Linked DNA regions of Homo sapiens: region 1 is linked to region 2. A link is an interaction called in ENCODE POLR2A ChIA-PET data of the cell type or tissue named here. Cell type or tissue: A673. All regions are shown on one strand. Each heading gives the region's core, and the rest is flanking DNA. Links, peaks and the distances in the headings are about the cores only. Region 1 has its middle 84 kb from the start of NEO1. Region 2 overlaps NEO1 (neogenin 1).

Region 1 (2,922 bases), core at 312-2,811, 310 kb before region 2:
TTTCATTCAGGAATTCCAGCACTAGAAATTTATTCTAAGAAAATAATCCTGGGTAGGGCAAAAATTCATATCGAGGATGCTCAACAAAGTATATGTTATGATAGCAAAATGCTGGAAACAACTAAATATTCAAATAGAGCTTGGTTAAATAGATTATGATTAATTCACTTGCTGAAACATTATGCAGCTATTTAAAAAATAACATTTTTGAAAACTCTTTTCTAGTACAAGAGCATGCTTACAAATTGATGTTCTCTGTAAATAAAACAGAATACAAACTGCACAAATTATAGGAAGTAGTATGATCCCAATTTTGTTTAAAAATTATATATGTATCGAGAAAAGACTAAAAGCACATTCCACAAAATGTTAACAGTAGTTATGTCAGAGTGATAGAATTATAGGACGTTTAAATTTTTTTCCCTATGCTTTTCTGACTTTTTTTTTTTTAACAATAAACATGTAATACTTTTGTAACCAAGGAGAAAAATGTATTTTTTGAAAAAACCCCAGGAATTGCTTCTGTGACTAGCTAGGTAATTAACAAAATGGAGGGAATGTTTTCCTGGAAAAAAAATTAAGTAATTTATGATGAAGTTCTTGGTATAGAATAACTCACACTTTCAAAAAAACCTAACATGCAAGAAAGCAGCCTGGACACAGACAGAAGCGCTATCTGTGAGGCGTGAAATTTCACACATGCCAAAGCCTGCACAGGTCCCACAGTGTATTTCCTTTAATGACACATGGGAACTTGTAAGTTCTCTGGCTGCAACTAAGACAGATTCTAATGGGCGGCAGGAGTGCTAAGCTGTGCCTTTCTGGTTCTACCCCACACTTCTCTACCCCACAACAAGGAACAAGTTGATTAACCTCTTTGAGCTCCTCAAGTCCCTCTCTGATATGGAAATCCACTAACATCAATAGGGCGCCTAAGGGCAAAAGTGGAAGAAAATAAACACTACAAATAAGATGGCTTTAGATAGAAGCCCAGGCCAGTGCAACAGGGACATTACACAGCTGTCTCCAACTGAACTGCCAACACCCTTGGCTGAGAGTCTGCCCAGGGTCTCGTTTCATACTCCTCTCATTGTAACACTGCTGTAGGTACCCAGGGAACAGCTGAGCTTTCTGCAGGCAAACAGAGCTGCCTGGGGCCCACCACTGCTCCTCTGATAAGACAGGCCTCTATTGTAGGAACTAATTACCACAATGCCATAAAGCTATCTGCCCTGGGCCGTGCATCAGAAGTGGTGACAGGCTCATAAAACCTGACTTCCCTGTGGATACCAAATGCCAGCCCTAAGGGAATATATGGTCAGTATTCAGGCCTTTCCGAGTTTGCAAATAAGCCAGATCCTAAAATCTTGTTTGTAAAGCATCATGAGGAACCTGAAGTACCAGAGAAACCATGTTCTAAATGTAGAACAGACATGGCACATAGTAGATGCTCAATAAATATTTGATGACCAGTGATGGCCAAGTGGAGGCCAAGGTCCAGTTCTAGCCCTTAGAAGCATTTGAACAAAATGTAGCTGCAAGCTGCATATTTTTCAATATAGGAAACAATTTTGTTTAATACCAGCAGCTAAAAGACGACTATCCACAGGATTAAATAATTGAATAATTAGTCTTAACTATATTTATCTAAATCTGTTTATGGAGAAGAAAGCAGATTTAACTAGAGGAAGATAAGAATGTAGACTGTAGGAAAGACTAAGGCAGAATCTAGGCAGTTTCAAGGAGTTTAAAGATGAGTGACACTACGTTATTATTTTACTTTTCATGTCCTTTATATAAACAGCACTTCCTTTTGGCTGGCAGCCAAGTTGGGCGTCATTTTACAATGATTACAAGGGAAAAGAGGAGAAATGATAACGAAGCCGTGTTAATCCATGCTGAAACAGTATGGAGTCACACGGTCCCCCTGTCAACACACCCAGGGAAGAGCCCAGCCAGGACCACCACACAAATCTAAGATTTAAGACCTGGTTGGGCCACTCACCAGCTCTGTGACTTGGGACCAGAAACATTCTCCCTGGAGCTTTAATCACCGAAGCATAAGAGTACTCATTCCATGAAGCCATTGGGAGGGTTAAATAAGATCATGCATTTAAGCACTCTTACACTGGCGCATAATACATGCTAGTTATGGTTATTATTAGAAATGTGTTCTAACCTTTTCCTCTAAGTTTCAGGAGGGTGGGACCCACGTGTTCATCTCATTTACTACTGTATACCCAACAGTAGTAAACCTGGCATGTGGCAGGGATTTAACAAATATTTGTAGGGGACAATCTGCTTGTTCTCATTTTTTTCCTCTGGTCAGTGACAAAGTGTTTTTCTGCATCTATCTCTGTCATTTTTTGGTCAAGTGGTTTATAATTATAGACATCATGACCCTTCATCCTTAAATATTTCACTGTGTCTCTAAAAAATAAGGACATTTTCTTTATAATGATATCATATCCAAAATTAATAATTTGTAAATATATAACACCTACACGGTACTCAAAGTTCTTCAATAATTCCCCAAAATATCCTATTACAGCTCATTTCCTTATGCCAGCTTTATTCCTTGACTGAATAAAGGATCAAAACTACATTCGGTGATTAGGTCTTTTAAGTCTCTTTTGATCTAAAAATAGCACCTCCACTCCTTTTTGCTTTCTATGACATTGACTTATTGAAGATACAGCTGTCCCTCAGTATCCATGGGTGATCAGTTCCAGGATGCCTGAGGATACCAAAATCTGAGGATGCTCAAGTCCCTTATATCAAATAGTGTAGTATTTGCATGTACCCTACACATATCCTCCCATATATGTACTTCAAATCATTTCCAGGTTACTTATAGTACTTAATACAATGTAAATGCTGTATAAATAGTTATTGTATTGCTTTTTAATTTGCATTATTGTT
Region 2 (2,922 bases), core at 182-2,681:
TGATAGACAAACTGTGATTTCTTTGAAGCCAGAAGCTTTATCTTTTTTGCCTTGTGCCCTTTATTTTGCCTTACAAGTGGAAAAGGTTGAAGAAATAGTGAACTAATTTGAAATGGACAGAAATTATTAAAAATTTTGTTATTTTGTAGTTCCGACTTCTCCACCCAAGGATGTGACTGTTGTGAGTAAAGAGGGGAAACCTAAGACCATAATTGTGAATTGGCAGCCTCCCTCCGAAGCCAATGGCAAAATTACAGGTAAAATGCAATCAAGTGTGCATTTCTTTGTGCGCTCTTCCTGCCTGACAGGAGTATTCCAGGAGAGTACCATGTTGCTGGGAGAAGTGGGAGTCTGAAGGCTGGCTTGGTCATTTTATGGTAAGGTGTGAGTCATGATGGTCCTTGAAATTGGGGTGAGGCTGTGCTGGTCGCCCATAGCGGCATAAAATGGGTTGCCTGTTGGTGGTTCTGACTGCAGTCGGGGATGGGAGGCACTAGACAGCCTTTGGCTATAGTGGGACTTTGTAGACATTTATTTTCCTTAGGAAAGCTGCTCTTCTCTGTCTCCGCCTAGATGGACAGCTTCAGAATTATATACCCCCTCCCTGGTTCTGTAGAGTAATACCCAATAAACAGAGATTCTGCTCTTGTACCCTGAAGCCACAAAAAAAAAAAAAAAAAAAGCCCATTAGATATTTAATTCCTTTTCACTGCCCCCCGAGACCTGCTACTTCAAGTACCTGTGCTCTTATAATTAGAGTTAAAAGTGAACTTGCCTAGGTCTTTGTAGGGACCTGGAATTTTTTCCTTGTACTTTCAGAGGAAAACCTTCCACAGTAGAGGGGACACTCTGCCTTCCTCAGCCTTATCAGGGATGGAAGCCTGATGGGGTTCAGCTGCTCTTACTTCCTTTGGCGCCTCTGGCCCATGTAGGTGTGTGCTGAGGAACTGGGGTTTGCCCTGAAGTTCCTCTGTATGAATAGGTGGCCTAAGGAAATGGAAAGTGTTTCTTAGCACTGTCCTGCTTCTTGCTTTCAGTAGGAATCTCTTTCTGTACATCCTGGTCTTTATGTCATTTTTTTAGGTTTTGACTTTGCCTCTTTTGTGAAAGAATGAATCATGACTTGACTTGGATTACATTTTACTTTGTCTTTTAAAACCGGCAACAGCGCAGTGCCCTTTTGCTGTGGGTCAGATAGATTCATGGTTGTGATGCTTCCCTTCTCAATGTGGGGATTAAGTGCCCCCTGGTGGAAGTATCAGGTGACAGTTCACTGTGGCTCTGCCCAGGAGTTCCTAGGAGATCACATCGGTAAGAGCTAAAACAGCCTGTCAGGCAATTCCTGGTTTTCAAAACTGAATTATTTTAATTGTAGACCCTTGAGGGTACATTATTCAAATATTATGCTATAATATTCATATGATATAATAGGTACTTATTGATTTACTGAAGGCAAAAGGAAAAGCAGGAGTGAGATTTCTTTTCCCATTAATTCCTTTGGACAGGTTACATCATATATTACAGTACAGATGTGAATGCAGAGATACATGACTGGGTTATTGAGCCTGTTGTGGGAAACAGACTGACTCACCAGATACAAGAGTTAACTCTTGACACACCATACTACTTCAAAATCCAGGCACGGAACTCAAAGGGCATGGGACCCATGTCTGAAGCTGTCCAATTCAGAACACCTAAAGGTAATGCTCCCCAAGCTGAGGGTTTTGTTGTGTGTCTCTTTAGTGGGGCTATGCTGACACTATCACTTGAGCATATAGAGTCTGTGGATAGTATATGAAGTCTTAATGATGAGCTTGTGAGCCATGATGTGAAGATTTATCCCAGAATGATTCCTCACCTACTCATTGACCAAATCAGTGCTCCCTGGGTTACCAGCCTAAACATATCATATAAAAGAGGACACTGGTTCCAGGCTATTTGGGGCAGATCAATTGCAGTGATCTAAAAGTTTTTACTGGTCAGATCAGATATGATTCTTTTGGTTCCCATATAGAGAAAGAGTAGTGTGTTCTTGTGATGGATAGTTCAACTCAGGCAGGCTATTAACCTGAAAGACTTATTTGTGGACGTTACAGAGAAAAAGAGACTAAAAAGAGCCTTTTAAATAAAACCCTAGATAAGAAAATGAAGATAAAGCACTGAACCAAGTAAGCCTAGCCTAATAAAATTTAACTGGGGACTGAATCTAAGGAATTATGGAAGCCCTGTATGAATTTAATTTCTGTTAGTACTAAAGTCAAGTTTCAGTTTGTTTGGAAGTTTGTGGGGGTTTTAGTTTTTTTCCTTTAAAAAGTTCTGCCTGTCCCATCTTCAAAGCTTGTGATCCTTGCTCTTGTTTTTTCTTCCCCTGTGCTTGGCCTGTTAGCGGACTCCTCTGATAAAATGCCTAATGATCAAGGTAAATGAGTAGATGGCCTCTCTTTTCTTTCCTTTCTTTTGTGACCTATTATTAGCTTTTGGTTTTTGTTTCTTTTTTTTTTTTTTTTCCTGAAAAATCAGCACCATGTGTTAAAAGCCACACAGTTATTGGCCAAAGTAGAGTTGAGTCCATGTTCTGAAAAGCTGGGGAATTTATGTAGAAGCTAACTAGGCTGGCAGAAGAAAACTGAACCAGTAAACTGGTCCTGCAGCTGTAGGAGATTCGTCTTAAGTGTGGATCAGATCATCCTTTGTGCTGAGATATTGAAGTTCTGTGACAACGATAAGCATTTAAGTCATGATTAGACCGATCATACCAATTGTTCATGTTTGCAGCAGTTGTTCATATTTGATCATACCAATTGTTTATATTTGTAGCATCTAGAATTTTATTAGTGTCTTTAAGTGGAAAGTTGTATCACATTCAGTGAATACCCTATTTTCCTCTTCCCACAAAGAATCCACAAATTTACCTTACTCAAT

What was found. Peaks named below come from ENCODE experiments on the same cell type or tissue, not always from the same donor. Only the 100,000 strongest peaks of a DNase experiment are listed, where the experiment ranks them.
Region 1: POLR2A ChIA-PET joins it to region 2 with 6 read pairs; 1 of 35 experiments calls an interaction of 5 or more read pairs at or near these places.

The regions. Positions count from the first base shown.
Region 1 is chr15:72,966,882-72,969,803 of GRCh38, forward strand. No RefSeq gene overlaps it. Among named protein-coding and RNA genes, the nearest start is that of NEO1, 84 kb to the right of the region's middle. In A673, for the core only: no CTCF peak of the experiment used is centred there; a DNase peak (open chromatin) is centred at 1,830.
Region 2 is chr15:73,272,306-73,275,227 of GRCh38, forward strand. NEO1 (neogenin 1) reads left to right here. Exons shown (of 29, transcript NM_002499.4): 19 at 150-257; 20 at 1,506-1,700; 21 at 2,387-2,419. Among named protein-coding and RNA genes, the nearest start is that of MIR12135, 26 kb to the right of the region's middle. In A673, for the core only: CTCF peaks have their summits at 1,254 (motif pointing left) and 1,472; a DNase peak (open chromatin) is centred at 1,236.